Linked DNA regions of Mus musculus: all the other regions are linked to region 4. A link is a loop called in an ENCODE intact Hi-C map of the cell type or tissue named here. Cell type or tissue: left cerebral cortex. All regions are shown on one strand. Region 1 has its middle 11 kb from the start of 4930556A17Rik. Region 2 holds the start of Gm5148 (predicted gene 5148). Region 3 overlaps Gm36620 (a long non-coding RNA gene). Region 4 holds the start of Spry1 (sprouty RTK signaling antagonist 1).

Evidence for each region. Hi-C counts contacts between places; a loop is a spot of excess contacts. Peaks named below come from ENCODE experiments on the same cell type or tissue, not always from the same donor. Only the 100,000 strongest peaks of a DNase experiment are listed, where the experiment ranks them.
Region 1: a loop joins it to region 4, with 11 times the contacts of the local background. A loop is called at or near these places in 4 of 42 quality-filtered maps.
Region 2: it touches region 4 in a loop (6-fold over the local background); 13 of 42 quality-filtered maps call a loop at or near these places.
Region 3: it touches region 4 in a loop (2.5-fold over the local background); 13 of 42 quality-filtered maps call a loop at or near these places.

The regions. Positions count from the first base shown.
Region 1 is chr3:37,815,072-37,819,071 of GRCm38, forward strand. No RefSeq gene overlaps it. Among named protein-coding and RNA genes, the nearest start is that of 4930556A17Rik, 11 kb to the right of the region's middle. In left cerebral cortex, no CTCF peak of the experiment used is centred here; DNase peaks (open chromatin) are centred at 1,995, 2,581 and 2,935; H3K27ac peaks cover 1,015 bases.
Region 2 is chr3:37,721,908-37,725,907 of GRCm38, forward strand. Gm5148 (predicted gene 5148) reads right to left here and starts at 2,453. Exons shown (of 3, transcript NM_198657.2): 1 at 2,296-2,453. It overlaps Gm36620 (a long non-coding RNA gene), which reads left to right and starts at 2,253. Exons shown (of 3, transcript XR_880784.3): 1 at 2,253-2,992. In left cerebral cortex, CTCF peaks have their summits at 2,449 and 2,651; DNase peaks (open chromatin) are centred at 894, 1,322, 2,040 and 2,547; H3K4me3 peaks cover 1,720 bases; H3K27ac peaks cover 2,066 bases.
Region 3 is chr3:37,735,432-37,739,431 of GRCm38, forward strand. It overlaps Gm36620 (a long non-coding RNA gene), which reads left to right. Exons shown (of 3, transcript XR_880784.3): 2 at 3,913-4,000. Among named protein-coding and RNA genes, the nearest start is that of Gm5148, 13 kb to the left of the region's middle. In left cerebral cortex, no CTCF peak of the experiment used is centred here; DNase peaks (open chromatin) are centred at 2,168, 2,914, 3,060 and 3,872.
Region 4 is chr3:37,638,587-37,642,586 of GRCm38, forward strand. Spry1 (sprouty RTK signaling antagonist 1) reads left to right here and starts at 1,361. Exons shown (of 3, transcript NM_011896.3): 1 at 1,361-1,519; 2 at 1,934-2,222; 3 at 3,969-4,000. In left cerebral cortex, CTCF peaks have their summits at 1,205 and 2,389; DNase peaks (open chromatin) are centred at 1,274, 1,592, 1,865, 2,427 and 2 more places; H3K4me3 peaks cover 2,544 bases; H3K27ac peaks cover 2,325 bases.

The DNA of each region.
Region 1 (4,000 bases), 180 kb after region 4:
AAACACTCCTCTTGGCTTATGAGTCATAGTTATGACCATGAATATCATCGTAATTGCAGAAGTCTTTGTGTGGAGGTTTAATCAAGTTTATAACACACTTTTCTTGTTTTCTTATCCTCACTATCAATGTTTTAATGCTTTCCTGGGGGGTATGGAGGGACAAAGGTAGGAACAAAAGCTGAGTAGTTTACATGCTGCAGAAAGGAACATGGCTTAGGATTAGGGGGAGGGAATGAGTTAATTTCAGAGCCACTGTGCTGGTTTGTGATGTCATGTGGAGCTCTGGGGAGCCCGTCCATGCTGAAGAAACAGCTCTGGTCTGGGAGGAGCTCTGGGGAGTACTTCCATGCTGAAGTCATAGCTCTGGGCTGCAGGGGTGGTGGTGGTGGTGGTGGGGGCTGGACCTGGGAAGGCACCCATTAAGATATCACCTCAGTAGAGCCATGGTCTTCTAAACTTCCAGGTTTGATGAGAATTTTCCTAGTTGGCCAAAATATGAACAATTTCTCTCTTCACATATTATTTAAACAGTGTTTAAAAAATCTCAGGGATATGAAATTTACATAGCTATAATACATAGTTACTGGTTATAATGACCTATAAGTCAGAATAATTAAGTTATAGTCTTTAGGTCGCTTGAGTTAAGGCCAGTAACTTTTCTGAGAGTTTTCCTGGGGTTACACATACGCTTTTGCATCTTTGTTTCTCTGTGTCGTTTGAAACATACAGCCCTCAGAGACCCATTGGGATGCACATAGCCTCTACCAGGCTTCAGGAGTCCACCAGGATTGAGTGGTCAGTGTGGATCCAAAGGAAAGGTTTGAATGCTGGTACTTGTGTTTGGTCCCCGATTTCTCACTATGGGGGCAACTCAGGCTATCACCACACACTGTACTGTAAACTAAACCCTTAGTTGAAGCTAAGCCTATACAAAATAATCACTACGACGCAGCATACAGAGGTCCCACTGGCACATGGCCATTCCACTGGAGACTGTCTGTGGGATTCTGATTTGTGGTGACTCTAACGAAGTGCAAACAGTTCGCTAGCCCCAGATAATCTTTAAACATGGGCAATAGATTGTGTTATTTGCAAAGAGTTTACCTCCAAGCCTACTGTGGTGCTTACGTTCCTGCTCAAGAATGGAGGGTAGTTTTTGTTTGTTGGGTTTTGCTTTTCTTAAGTGGCAATTCCAGTGGCTTAATGGTTAAGAGCACTGGCTGTTCCTACAGAGGACTCAGCTTTAGTTCCCAGCACCTACATGGTGGCTTGCAAACATTTGTAACTCCAGTTTCAGGGTGATCTGATACCTTCTGACCTCCAAGGACACTAATCATGCATTTGGTGGACATACAGACAGCCCCCCCCAATACATGTAGACAGACAACCTCATAGACATAAAATGAATCTAAAAAAGTAGCAATTCTAAACCTATAAAATTAAACTGTGATCTTGATTATTTGTTTGAGGGCTGAGAGTCGGCATTGACAATAACCTTTCAACCATTGTACCAAGACCTTAGTTTGTCGTAATGGTAAGTTTTAGCTTTGTTTGTCTTTACTGTCAAACCCTAAGAACGTTAGTACGTGGTACCCACACTTAAATCATAATAAGAAACCTAGATTTGTTTGCAGTTTTTTAATCCGTTGTTAATAAGCTCCAAGGAACACAGCCTTGTCTAATAAACACATCAAGCTAATGGGTACCAGAGCCGTTCAGAGGAGGGATTGTTGTTTGCTGTTTAGATTCCAGTCAGAATTAATCAACAATGGATGGGGCCTGCTGCATTTATTAGCAGCTCAAATCTCTGTGATTTAATGCCAGGTCTCTTTGACTCATTCCAGTGAGTGCTGGCAGGTTTACAGCGTGGATACATACTTACATCCTCCGGCCTTAAAAAGAAAAGGAAAAATAAGGCCTACACGGAGACCACAGGATTGGCAAGCATTTCCCAAGAGCCATTTTGAATTTAGCCCTGTACAGTGAGCCTGTGAATAGGAAGCAATTGATTCAGGAACAGTGGGGCCCCTTTTTTTTTTTTTTTCTTTCTTTCTTTTTTTAATGCCGAGAAAGCCTTCAGCTGTGCAGATGGCTGGCTGGCATATCCCATCTGCTTTTGTCTTTTATTTTCCATGTTGTTCTACTTTCTTCTCACACTTTACATAGCCTTTCTTTTTTTTCCCTTAGCTCCAAGCTTCCCAATTTGGGGGAGTGGGGGACAAGGAGAGATTGCCGGGCTTAGCAAGGGGCTGGACCAGCCACAGACTCTTTCCCACAGGTTGATGGCCTGCTGCTAAATCTCTGGCAATGCCACCTGCCTGTCACAGTCAACCCCAGGATGTTCTTTGCACAAAAGTGTCAACTTTTGAATGAATCCTCTGGAAGCAAATAGAAAGATTAATCTAGAGAACCCCGACTCCACCTTGGAAGCTCAAAAAAAAAAACCCAAAAACCCCCAAAAAACCATACCTCCTTGTTGAATAGCCCCGTTTCAGGACATTTACTTATTTCAAAGTGACCTCATTTCTCAATCACAAAGAGCAGCATTCTTTACCAGAACCTTCCACAGCCTGTGGCCATCTGTCCTGCTTCTCAGACGTGACTGTGTTGCCAGAACAGATTATTTGTAGAAAGACTTTATTATCAAGAAACTCTTCAGTAAAAACTGGATGGAATCTTTGTTACTCTAAAACCATTCACCTTCCTTAAGGACAGGACTTGCCATGGCTTCCCTCATGTCGCTCCTTGGGGGTCGTGTACTGTGGGCCTGATAAAGGTTTCATGGCCTTGAACTGACTGTACCTGAGGATGACTTTGAACTCAAGCTCCTCCCTGGACTCTCAGCCTTTGGAATGCTGGGATTACAGATATGTGCTAGCATAACTACTTTATATGGTTTTGAGGTCCACCTTACAACCTTGCTCATGTTAGGCAAGTGCTCTTCCCTGAGCTGTATTTTGGCCTGGTACTTGCACACTGAATGAGTTTGAGTCAGTCTCTATTTTTGTCCCTAGAAACAAAATTTCTTTCCTCCTGTTATGCTTCATGGACTTTCCTTCTCATCTAGAAATACATTCTGAAGAACATGAAGGAAACTGGACATTTGTTCAAATATGTCCACATCACATACTTAAGATGTATCTTAAGGTTTTAGTAGTGAATCTGTGTAAAGATGAGAAACCCCAGCCTGTTTGCCACCTGTCTGTCCCTATGCACCCTATGGGGACATAGTTCCTTCCAGGAAACAGAAACTTGGTGGGGATTTTTCCTCTTCTTTCTCATAATTGGTCCAGAAACGGGGAAAAATAGGACTTCGAAATAGCTGCTGGGAGCTGTGGAGCAGCAGCGACAGGGTCCTTCCTGCCTTCATCTGCACCCAGGAGCTGGGGCTGTTCTGCAGCCCTCTGTGCATGGGTCCTGCCAGGGGAGAGTTGGTCTCCCAGGAGTGCTGACGCTGGCTTACAGGCCCACAGGGGTTGTGTGTGTGTGGGGTGGGGTGGGGGAGGGTGGAAAGCTTAAGCCAGAGACAGCAAGACCAACTAACACCAGACATAACCAAATGGCAAAAAGCAAGCCCAAGAACCTTACCAACAGAAACCAAGGCTACATGGCATTATCAGAACCCAGTTCTCCCACAACAGCAAGTCCTGGATACTCCAACACACCAGAAAAGCAAGATTTGGATTTAAAATTACATCTCATGATGCTGATAGGGGACTTTAAGAAGGACATTAATAACTCCCTTAAAGAAATATAGGAGATCACAAGTAAACAGATAGAAGCCCTTAAAGAGGAAACACAAAAATTCCTTAAAGAATTAGAGGAAAACACAATCAAAAAGGTGAAGGAATTGAACAGAACCATCCAGGATCTAAAAATGGAAGTAGAAACAATAAAGAAATCACAAAAGGAGACAACTCTGGAGATAGAAATCCTAGGAAAGAGGTCAGAAGTCATAGATGCAAACATCACCAACAGAATACAAGAGATAGAAGAGAGA
Region 2 (4,000 bases), 83 kb after region 4:
ACGGTAAATGACCATACAGCCTGTCTGGCAGCTGTCTCCAGTGCTGCACTCCCCTTCAAAGCTTATTTAATTATGAAACATGAAATATAGGGTGTTTAGAGTACAGCTTTTAAAATTTCTATTTATTATTATTAGTACTGTGTGTGTGTGTATGACATGTGGACTTGAGTGTCCATGTGTTGAGGCCAGATGACAACTTTGTGAAGCTGGTTTCTCCTCTACCTTTAAGGTGTGTTCCAGAGATGAAACTCAGGGCCTCTTACTTGTGTGGCAAGTGCTTTTATAGGCTGAGCCATCTCATTGGCCCTAGTTTTCTTTAACACACACACACACACACACACACACACACACGCACGCACGCACGCACGCACGCACGCACGCACGCACGCACCTGATAGATCATGGTGATGCATACTTCTAATCCCAGCACTCAGGAAGCAGAGGCAGGCAGATCTCTGGGAGACGGGGAAGCTGGGACCACTTAGAAACAGGGTCAAGAAAAAAAATTGAAAAACAAATCCCCCTATTCTATTATATATATATATATATGTATACATGTTGGAGTATGATGGAAATTATGAAGCGTTGGTGCCTGGGTTCCAGCCCTGAATCCCCTGTATGAACAAAGACCCAGAAATCTGCATTTGGGGATGGTGCTGGAGACTGAATGCAGAGCCTCGGGCATGCCTGACAGGAGCTGTACCCTGCAGCTGTGCTCCGGCTCAGGCATCTGCAGTTTCACAGAAGCTTCTGATGCAGATCCCGAGGCAGAACAGAGAACAGCAGCTGTAGAACATACAGGGATCTGAAACACCCACCTTCAACCCAGACTCTCACTACATAGTTCCCATGCTGCTTTAAGGCAATAGTGACTTTGCTGCGGGCAATTTCTGGTTGATTGTGGATCAGCCTGAAGGAGCAGAGTCCAGGATCTCACTCTCAGACGTACAGTCGGAACTGGGGAGTCCAAATGTGTACACACGGTCTTCTGCAAGGAATACTGCTCTGTTGGGCTGTCTTAACTGTATTCCTTTCCCGACTCAGTTCTTGGTTGCGCTGGTTCAAAGTGTAAGTCTATGTTAGGACAGACAAAAGGCGAGAAGCGGAGAGAGATTTTGCTGGGGGTGGGTTTGTCTGAAGGGTTCTGTTTGTGGAGTACTTTTTAAAACTCCTGCATCGCTTCCAGATCACCCCTGACTTCCTTTACCGCTTAGACATTCTTAGGGAATTCTTCCTGGGCCAGCCACATCTGCTTCCAGTTCCTGGGCTGGTCAGCTGTGCCTGCAGAAGGTTGTCTGCCTCTCAGACTGCAGGCGGGAACCCAGCTCTTCGCTCCCACCGCTTTCGGGCAGGTAGAGAGAGAAAGCTCATAGCTCAGGTTTTGTTACCAAGCAACGGGGTTCCATTTGCCAATTGCCACCATTTCCTTCGCATAGTATTACAGGCCTTATTTTTAACATTTAGTTCAGAGAAATTGCCGTCATTATGCGCAGTAACTTCCTTTGGAGGTTACTCATTAACCTTAGGTATTTTACTGTGTAATTATAACTGCCAATGCCCCAGGCTTGGAAAACCTTTGAACTCCTTAAGGTATTAGGGGGACGGCAGAAAGGATATTATCTGACTTTTCTTCCTTTTCCAGTTAGGTTAATTTCGGAGGTGCCTGTGTCCCCTCCTCGTTCTCCCTCCCTCCAAGGGGAAGCCCTTCCAGTGTTTTCTTCCTCCTTTCTGGTCTCAGACTCTGAACTAAACCTGTTAGCGTCCAATTTCTTTGATACTGGGCCACAGTAAAACTGTTTCCCCTTTGTTTTATAAGGTCTGGGGGGGAAGAGGGGCGGGAGGAGACTGAGAAGTCCCAGTGGCTGGGAAGTGACTGGCAGGCACCCTTCGGCCTCCCGGGGCTCTGTGATGCCCCCCTACACAATGACTGGAATTAGATATCGCGTACAGCCTTCTTTTGACACAACGGAAGGCCTCCTCTCGGCTTTCTGCAAGCAGCTTTTCACTCCCAGGCTCCGCGGGAGCCAGGTGCATAGCCTCATAATGCGCCTATTATACAGCCAGGCTCAGTCGCCATGGCTCACACAATGACCCTTCTGATCTGGCCACAACAGCAGGGATGGGTGCCAAGGCTTCGGTCCCCACCCACAGCAGATTTAGGTATGCACTTCGGGTGTATTTGCAGCCCCTCTTTACTACCCCCGAAAGGAGAGTTGAATGCATCCCCGTGAAACTCCCCCCCCCCCCCGCCCCAACTCTGTTTCAAGACAAACAAGAGTAATTGGGGCACATCACCTGCGCGCGCAGCTCCAGGTCTTTCTGGCCTCCGCCCAGACATTCCAGGTAACTCGAGGAGGGCTGGGCGGCCACGTGACTGTGTTGGCTAGGGCGCACCTTGCTCCAGCAGGGACAGGTGAGCTCTGCACCCTGGTGGGAGCATGCATTTTGCAAACTCAGGTCTGCACCGCCCCACTGCTGCTTTGATCGGGACAAATGAAAGGCTGGACTGGCATTTCGGCTTCACGGAGCTGAACCGCAGCATTCCAGCAGGTACTGCAAGTCTCACGGAGGCCAGAGCGCCACGCTGCCCGCTCCCTCCACCCCCCAAAACGAGCATCCTTCATCTTCCGAATGGGAGGGGGCAGCGAGGGACATTTTGCTTTACTTCAAAAGGCTCGAGGACTTGCAGCTTTTTCTTCCCCACATAAAGGGCTGGTGGAGGTTTCTCTGACGGTAGGAACATGTTGTCACACGTGACCTAAACAGCTCAGCTGCTCCAGCGCCTATTAGTCAACCAGCCAACACCTAAAGAACCTGGTGTTCACTCAGCTTAGGAGAAGGCTGGCAGGCACAGGCTCTGCCAGCCCAGTGTTTATGGGTTAGCTAAGGGTTGAGGAGAGACCTGTGAAGAAGGGAAACAGATACCATCTGTGAGCGCTGCCTAGTGCCAGCACTGTGATACCCTCTCTCATTCCTTCTGACACTCTGTCAGGTAGGTCTTGGTTATGACCTCCACTCCAGGCATTTTAGAGAGGTCATTTGCCGAAGCTCTCAGTGTGGGCATCAGGCTGTGGAGGTCACAAATGTTGGAGTCACGGGGCCCTCTCCTACCCACATCAGTTTGTCCTAGTTCGCTCTCTGGAAGATAGAGACCTTGTCTGGGGTCATGGTCCAGAACATTCTTTTCCCATTTCACTGCTGAGCTGGGATGACAGATCATTCTTTAGTCAGGGTGCCCCTGCCCCCACTTCTGTTTCTTTTGCTTTGGCTGTGCTGGGGAGACACATCCCAGTGAATGTCTTCTTGGGCAGCAGGTGATCTTGTCTTGCCCTCTCTGGTTTTATTTCAGAGGTGGAGAGTAGAGACCTCACTCAAATCTGGGAAGTCTACAAAGCCAACCTTCACCAGATGATCTCCTAAATCCCTTCCTCCAATGTCAATGACAGACACCCAGTGCAGCCACTTTCCTGAAAGATAGTCATGTACAGCCCATGTCTCCCTGACACCCTAAGTAGAGCTGGTCTACTATCCAGGCATCTATAACTCAACTTGCCACATCTGGTCATTCAACTCCTGCACCATACCTCAAGAGCCTGACAGGATGTGGTTTCTCAAGTAGGCCAACGTCTTGATGCCTTTTAATAGTGTGGAGCCCGAGCCAATAGGGTTTTATGAGTATCACAGGGAGTCACATCCTTTGACCTGGTATATAATCTGACTTCTCTGGATCCTGGGCTAATTACGGCAGTTCCTCTGAGCATGGATGAATAGGAAACCTTCTGATGTTTGAAAACTAAGCCCATCCATCATATTTGTTCTCTATGTTGTGTCTTTAGCCAGCCTAGTTGGTGGGGACTGAGACCTCCTGGACATTGCAGCTTAGACTCAGTCCCTCTTGGTTGACAGTTCAGCGCTTGGAGGCTGAGGGTTTCATCTTTTTGTTCACTGAGCACCTCTGATTATGTGGTAAATTGGAGAAAGAACAGGAATCTGTGCTCAC
Region 3 (4,000 bases), 97 kb after region 4:
CTGAGACACTGGCTGAAGAGGAAGGTCGGCTGGAAGCTTTCTCTGCCTCTCTGAGCTAGCAGGCTCTCACCCCAGCATCTGGTTCCCAAGTCTTCATTGGTAAAGTTGAAGGACTGGCCAGTTCTTTCCAGTACTATGAAAGCTAGTCAGCAGGAAGGAAGCTTTCTCATTAATACCAACTTGACTTCTCCATGTTCTGTGGCCAAAGTGTGCTATCTTCAGTCATAGAGTTTTACCAACAAGTTCTGGTGCGCATTTGGGCAACAGCCTGTATTGCTTGGGGAGGAGGGGCTGTCTCAAGGTCACCCCTAACTAATAATGTGAGGGAAGCCATCCCACCAGTTGTGGGCTCTAGAGATTGAACCCGAGGCGCTGTGCTTGCAGGACAAGGGCTTTGCTGACAGAGCTGACTCGCCAGCACTCACCCCTGTGCTTGTCCTGCATCTGCGATGAGTACCCTAGGGAAAGGTGGTCAGTGTTCTCATTTATAAAACGAGGACAGTAGGGAAATGAATTTTATAACTTTTTTTGTGAGAATTTATTGACAGAGTGTACAGGTAGCAAGCATATTTGGTGACCTGCCTGCACGTAGTAGGCTTGCAGTAAATACTTTAGGGCGAAGTGTGATTAAGTACATGTAATGGAGACTAATTTTATAAATCTAAATTTAATAATAGTAATACTACATACATACATACATACATACATACATACATACATACATTTTATTTACTGGGGAATAAGTCTAAGATTTTATGGATGGTAGTCAAGTGTATCCCTGGGCTATACCTCTAATTATATATGCATTTGCATGTAATTCTGAATGGTAGATAGACTGGGATGTAGGACTGAGGAATAGAAAAATGGAAAAGAAGTTGAAAATGAAATGACTAAATAATGTATTTATGTTATCAATGTGTTCCTGATACTGTGACACAGTTATATAAAAGACACACATGTGTGCATACATAATACATACTCAGGGGAGTCTTCAAGTATTAATAGGCTTGTCTCAGAGATGTGGGATTGCCAGGAGATTTCAGGAGATTTGTCGGTGTGATGGATTTTTTTTTTAAATAAGCACAAATTAGTTACGTAGTCTGAAAAAAAACCCAGTAAAATCTTATGAATGTCGGGGAAGAATAAAGCAACAGTCACTGTCCATGAGAAGAGGCCTTTGGAGTTGGCTGATCCACTTGGAAGACATACCAGGGCATGAAGTCTGTTTGTGCTGTGGGTGGATCCCATGCCTGCACCTCATTCTTCTGTGGCACGGGGTGAGCCAGAAGCATTGGGAATACAGGTTAACGCATCCTCAAACCCCTGAAAACATACAGAGATAAGCTATAGATGCTCGAATCTATACATGTCTCAGTCACAGTGGCTGTGAGGGCTCTGAGTCTACAAGGGTTTTATAAAATAGCTCGAATCATATAGTTTTGATAATAAGCTTTTGCTTACAGCCAGATGCAACTCTAGCACCAGTGGGATCCAGTACTCTCCTCTGGACTCGTTGGCACTTGCACTCACATCTATGAACCTTCACACAGACACAGGCATACATACATAGTTAAAATAAATCTAAAATCTACTTTTTATTGTTCTCTCAAATGTTACATCCGGACCACAGTTTTCCCTCTTTTTCTTCTCCCTGCCTCTCTCCCCTTCACCTCTCCTCTCCTCCAGATCCACCCCTCCCCCATGCCTGTCCCTCCACCCCCCCCCAAAAGAGTAGACCTCCCAGGGACCTCAACTAAACTCAGCATAACAAGCTACAATTAGACCAGGCATATACCATCACATCAAGGCTGAACGAGGTGACCCAGTAGGAGAAGAAGGATCCCACAAGTAGGGAAGAGTCAAGGACAGGCCCTACTCCCACTGTTAGGATTCCAACAAGAACACGACGCTACTCAGCCATAATTTATATTCGGAGGACCTAGGTCAGACTCCTGTCGCTTCCCTGATCTCTGTGAGTCTCGATGAATCCTGGTCATTTGATTCTGTGGACCATATTCTCCTCGTGTGTCCCTCTGGTTCCTCTGATCCTTCCTCTCCCCCCTCCGCAGGACTCCCTGAGCAGCTTCTAATGTTTGTCTGGGGGACTCTGCATCTGCTCCTATCAGCTGCTGGCTGAAGTCTCTCTGGTCCCTCTGAGGAAGATTATGCTTGGCTGCAGTCCCAGAACACTCTGCAGGCATGACAAACTGTGTGTAGGGCGAAAATTTTGTGGCTGGGTTGGTGTCCAAATGCCTCTGGCTTCAGACGTGGGACAAGGGACTGAGGTACATATTTTGGGTCTGAAACCAAACACCTTCCACTTGAGGGCTTGCCTTGTTACAGAAGATGGTCAGTTCGGGATCCTTGTCCTCCATTACTGGAGTCTTTGCTAGAGTTACTCTCATAGTAAATCTAAAATCTTAAAAACCCAATTCTCTGTTTAAATTACATCACTTCTAAGAGAGGGTTAGGGATGTAGTTCAGTGGTAGAGCACTGATTGCCAGACTCGGGATCCAGGTCTATTCCTTGCACTGCCAAAAAAACCCCCAAAAAACCCAAAAAAACCAAACAGCTTCAAAGGCTGAGATGTGTGTGTGTGTGTGTGTGTGTGTGTGTGTGTGTGTGTGTGTGTGTCAGGATAAAACATTCTTCAAGCACTGTCCCTTTTATCCTGAATTCTACTCCTCCCTTGTGCTTCGGCTCAAAGCCACTGGAAGGGCTGGTGCAGTGACCCATCCTTGGGGCTGCCTTCTCTGCCTTCTCCACATCCCACTTGCTTGTCTTCCAAGGATGCTGCTGGCAGGCACAGGGCAGCTCCAGGGCTGCCCACCCTTGTTCCCTCAACCGATGTGTCTCCTTCAGCTGGCAAGTATTCTGAGGATCTTGTGCCTTTTCTTTCCTTGTTCTTCTGCAGTTCCTGACGTGTTGCCGTGGCTATGGTTAGCATGCAGTAAATATTTGCTGAATGCCAGATAGAACTTTTCTCGAAACCAGAAGGATGTGGCAATCCTGCAATTAGAGAGTGTGTCAAGGCCCTTGAGTAGAAACCAGCTGATTTGCATGAACGCTCATCTGTCTAGATAAGAACGCCATGCATAAGCATGTGTGATTTTTCCACGCCTTAAAAACGTGTGTGCGCCCCGTGACGGGAAGCTACATTTGACATAAGTGGGGTGAGTGAGCAACGAAACCACATGAAAGACATTAAAAATTCTGAGACCCCGGAACAGGAAAATATTAATAAAGATTAATAGCCGCTAACACTTATGTGGATTTTATTATGTGCTAGATTGTCAAAATGCTTTACATAGATGAAGTCACGCCATCCTTTAAGCAACCTCATGGGGAAGCTCGCTGTGATTGGCTCAGTGCCACAGAGGGTGAAACACAATTGAACTGGCTCTTTCCACCCCTAGATGTCCCGTAGCCATTTCTTTCAGCTACTTAATTGAAATGTGAATGGTTTTGTTTTTTTTTTTTAAATCTTGTAAATTTTCCTATATGGCTTCATCTGCACAACGCCTTCACTCTCAGGTTCTATACAAATGAGACCATGTAATAGTCAAGATGGCATTTAAAAGGAATAAAGTTGGTTTAAAGAAAAATTACTGAACGTGCCCCCCCCCAGCTATTCCCCTCCAAAATAGAGCTTGACTAAGGTGAACATCCTTTGGGGAGACTAGGGTTCTTTTATTGCGTTTCTGTGAGCATGTTTCTGAAAGCTAGGATCTGTTTCCTAGAATTCCAATCTCTCTTACTGATAGCTCCATCTGGTTTTAAAGCAAAGACAGCTTTATTAGCTCACCCATTCAGGTGCTGTTGGCTGCGCGTGGTTATGATTTCATCCCTGAAGGGTGAAGATTTACTGTTAGCAAAAGATGCTCAAAAGAATGTTCTTGTCGTTTCCACAGGGAATTCCAATGGCTCCCAGAATGCCCTGAGCCTCCCGTTATCTCAGTCCTTAAGGATGAAGCCCGTCTCTCAAAGTCTGCAGCAATC
Region 4 (4,000 bases):
ACTGTATTTCTTACTTGACACTGCAAATCTCTTCACGCACAAAAAGAACAAAAGCAGATCCACTGGAGAAACCTCATTATGCTCCTACATCTGTGAAAAATAGACAAGACACAAAAGCCCCACCAACTCTACATTTGAAAATATGACTTTAACACATCCCCTTGCATGAAGGGTGAACAAACAGCTTCTTGGCTTTTAATACGTTCTATTACCTTCTAGTGCACTTTCTTACTGCTGATCTTCTTCATAGGGAGTGTCCTGGGTTCCTTGCATGTAATTCCACACATAACCGTGAATTCTAAAAACATTCAAAAGCTTGCAAATGCATTATGCCAACAACAACAAAAACTTTATAAAAACTCACTGCAATTGTTAAGACTTAAAAAAAAAATTACTTTGAACCCAAAATATCCTAACTCACATTCACAGGTGATTTAGATCATGGAGTTTTTGTTTATCAAATACCATTCCTGATAAAATTCCCTGGAAAAATATTTTCTATCAATATTTTGGGGGTCTTAGGTTATTTTTAAAACTCTATGGAATTTTTAATTCCACATACAGCCCTTTTCACTACATCCTGAGCTATAGCGTCCATATAATAAATAACCAAATTCCATAGTATGTAAAGACGCAAAAAGCATTCCCAGCTTACTAAAGTCCCCCACCCCGTGACAGACATATGGCTAAAGCTAAAACTTCCTGATGAGTTATGCTTATTTTATTTCATTTAAAATGCATTGGTGTTTTGGACAAAATTATACAAACATTACAAAGCAGGAAGAACTTGGGCCCCGTTTTCTCCCCTTCCCCTCCCCCCGTGTAATTTTAGGGATCGTATCACAAACCAAATGGAGCAATCACTAAAACCCCACAGCAGGAAATCCCACCCTTTAGTGTGTAATTATATTACATTTGCAAAAATGACTGTTCTTTCTGAAACTTTCATATTTCGCATGATCTGAACTTTGCACTTTTCCCTTTATCTGGGGGCACGGTGTCATGGTGTACACATTTTTTTTTCCGTTGTTGTTGGTGGTTTGTTATTGTTTTTTAAATGTTCTTCACAACTCTTTTTAAACTCAACTCTAAGGGTGGCTGCACCAGTCCCCTTAAATTGGAGGCTGACAGCTCACGACTGACAGGGGCCCTGGAATGCCCGCTCCTCCCCAGTTGCGCTCGCAGGACTCCTGCAGGCAATCGACTTTTGTTAGAGCGTCCTCGAGTCCACATCCACGATCGCTGAAATCCTGCTCCGGGTTTTCGTGCAGCCCGCGTGATTGACACATGATATCACCGGGGGCGGGTCCCGGCGTGGAGGTGGAGGTGGCGGCGACGCTGAAATGCTGCGGAGCCCGCGCGCGAGTGCTCAGCACGCAGGGGTTTGCGGCGGCCCCGCAGCCAGAGCTCTGCGGGCTAAGGAGCGGCTGCGAGCGGCGTGCATGTGCCGGGAGGGCCGGCCCCAGGCTCTGCACTAGGTAAGAGCCTTCCCCTCCCGCCGAGGACCTGGCAAGATCAGGTGAGAATGGTGCTTTATTTTATTTTATTTTCGAGGAGCTGGACGTTTTCGGAGCTGGCTCTAGCTCTGTGCCCGGCGCTTTGCGGTCGGCCCTGCAGCGAGTTCCGTAGCCAGGCAGCGAGTTACGCGTGTGCGAACGCGGGCTGGCACCGCCGCGCACCCGCGTGTCTGTGCGCATTGTTGGGGACCGACCCGCCGGGCGCTCGTGCCAGACCTGACTTTTCCCGTCCCTGCGTGCGGGCTTGCCTCGCGCAGACGCGTCTCTCGGACGCGCTTTGGACTGCGGGGCATTCCGTGGGGGCAAAACGTGCACGGCCGTGTGTGTCCGGGGCTCGTGGCTGTCCATCTCGGCGAGCAGGACAGCGTCCCGGGCTGGCAAGGGACTCACGTGTTTCTGTCTCTGCTCGTCTGCAGCCGGCGTGGCGACTGCGGGGACGCGGACCTGCGGGGACCCGAGAGCCCGGGACGACGCCGGGCCGCGCGCCTGACGACCGGGACGGGACGGTGCTGTGGAGCGGGCGCCGCGCGCACCCGGCGGATGTCCCCGAGCCGCCCTCGGCCGCCGCCAACCGCGGAGAAGCGCCCCTGCCCGGGGGCCGCCGAGGCCGCAGCGCGGGCCATGCGCGCCCGGCCGCCCCGCCGCGCTTGATGCGGCGCGCGCTCCGCCCGCTCGGCGCCCCCGGCCGGCGCCGCGGAGGCCGAGGTGAGTGCGGGCGGCAGGTGCGGGCCGGGGCGGGCCGGGCGGTCCTGGCGGTCCTCGCGCAGCCCGTGCCAAGCGCGCGGCACCCGATGGCGCTGGGGACCCAGCGCCCGCCTGTGCTCGGAGCGCAGTGCCGCGGGACGCGGGGAGAGGGCGCTGCCTCCTCCCGCCCGCGAGCTGTTTTCATTCATAACTTTATCCGGCCGGACCTGCCGCGGCTCGGTGCCCCTGAGGTCTCGGCGTGGGGCCCAAGCGCCCGACGGTGCTACCCACACTGCTGTCCGCGGGTGCGCACCGGCTTCGCTCTGGACAGTTGCGGGGTGCCTAGGTGCTCCGCCTGAGCGAACTTGCTTGGGAATGCCCTGTAAAATGCAAATTAAAGCCGTGCCTAGGGGTTTCATAACTCAAACAAGCCGTGCCCACGTCTTCCTTTCTTGTGGATGAGACTTGGCATATTTAAAGTCTTCGTTATGGAGTTTTAAATTTTTAAAAAATAGATATGGCACAGGAGCAAGGATGGGCAGTTTTCTAGTGTCGTTTAGGGCTTCGGCACCACAACATGCTGTTATGGCCGTGCATCTCATGTGCGGAGAAGGTAGTTATAAGCTTAGAGGGGCCTCCAAAAAGCTAACACATATGTAGTCTGGGGACATTAGTTAGCATCCATAGTAAACCGACGTATTTGTTTTGATTTTCTTTGGATGCCAGAAAAGTGCAAAGGGGTGCCTTCTTGAATTAAGGTGCATCTGTGAGTTCGGAAGGCATTTGTGTAAAAAAATATCTTAGATACCTATTGCCCAGAAACAGAATCGAAAGAGTTTGGTCTGTCTCAGGAAGAATACGTTATAAATTGGAAGCTATTTCCTTTTGACATGGAAGTTGTGTTTGTTGTCTATCAGTGTATTTATTTTACTACAAAAAGCAGGTCAATTCAGGGCTTGTGAAAATCAAGGTCTGTCGTGCTAATAAATGAAGGGAATTAAATATAATGTAAAAAGACCAGGGCTCCTCTCCCTGCTTTAAAGGGCTGACACTTGTGCATAAGTTATCCTCGTTGTGTGGGGGAGCCTTGATTAACCTTTAAGGAAAGCTAAGTCCACACCGTCCGGGTTGTGTTCTTTGTGGCAGAGCACTCTTCATTCTTTGTAGCTTCCTTTGCTCGTCTCACAGATCTGTGTGATGAGCTAGCTTCAGACCCGGACTTCTGCTGAAAATGGCCTTTTGAGATTCCGAGTGAGCTTGGAATAGCCGGTGTTTTGGAAATTGCCTTGATTAATTTTCTCATTAATCTAAAGCTCGTAACAGCATATAAATGGCCGAGAGGCCACAGCACTAAAGCCATTCTTAATCTTTAAAAAGTAGCTGACATTTTCCTTACGTGAACTGCCAGTGAACTGACAGTGAACTCTGAGAACAGTTCCAGGGCTCACACTGAATTGCTCTTTCGAAGGCATATTTCATTTTAATTATTTGTTAGGTTTGCAAACAGGAAGACACGACTTCCTCTGCTTCTTAGAAGCTGGAGAGCAACTTCTAATTTTTAAGGCATGAGGTCTTTGCTGTCTTCCTGTGATATGGTCCTCTGCAATCTTTTTTTTGGAGTTGGACTCTGGCCAGGCTTCGGCATCATTGAAATCAGCCGATGAAGGGGATCATTACCAGGTGGCTTGGGGAATTTGTTACTTGACAGCAGCCCTTCTCCCCCAAATCCGCTTTCTGTCGCTTATTTTCTCTCTCACTCTTCTTTAGGATTTCAGATGCATGGCAGATTTCCGCTGACT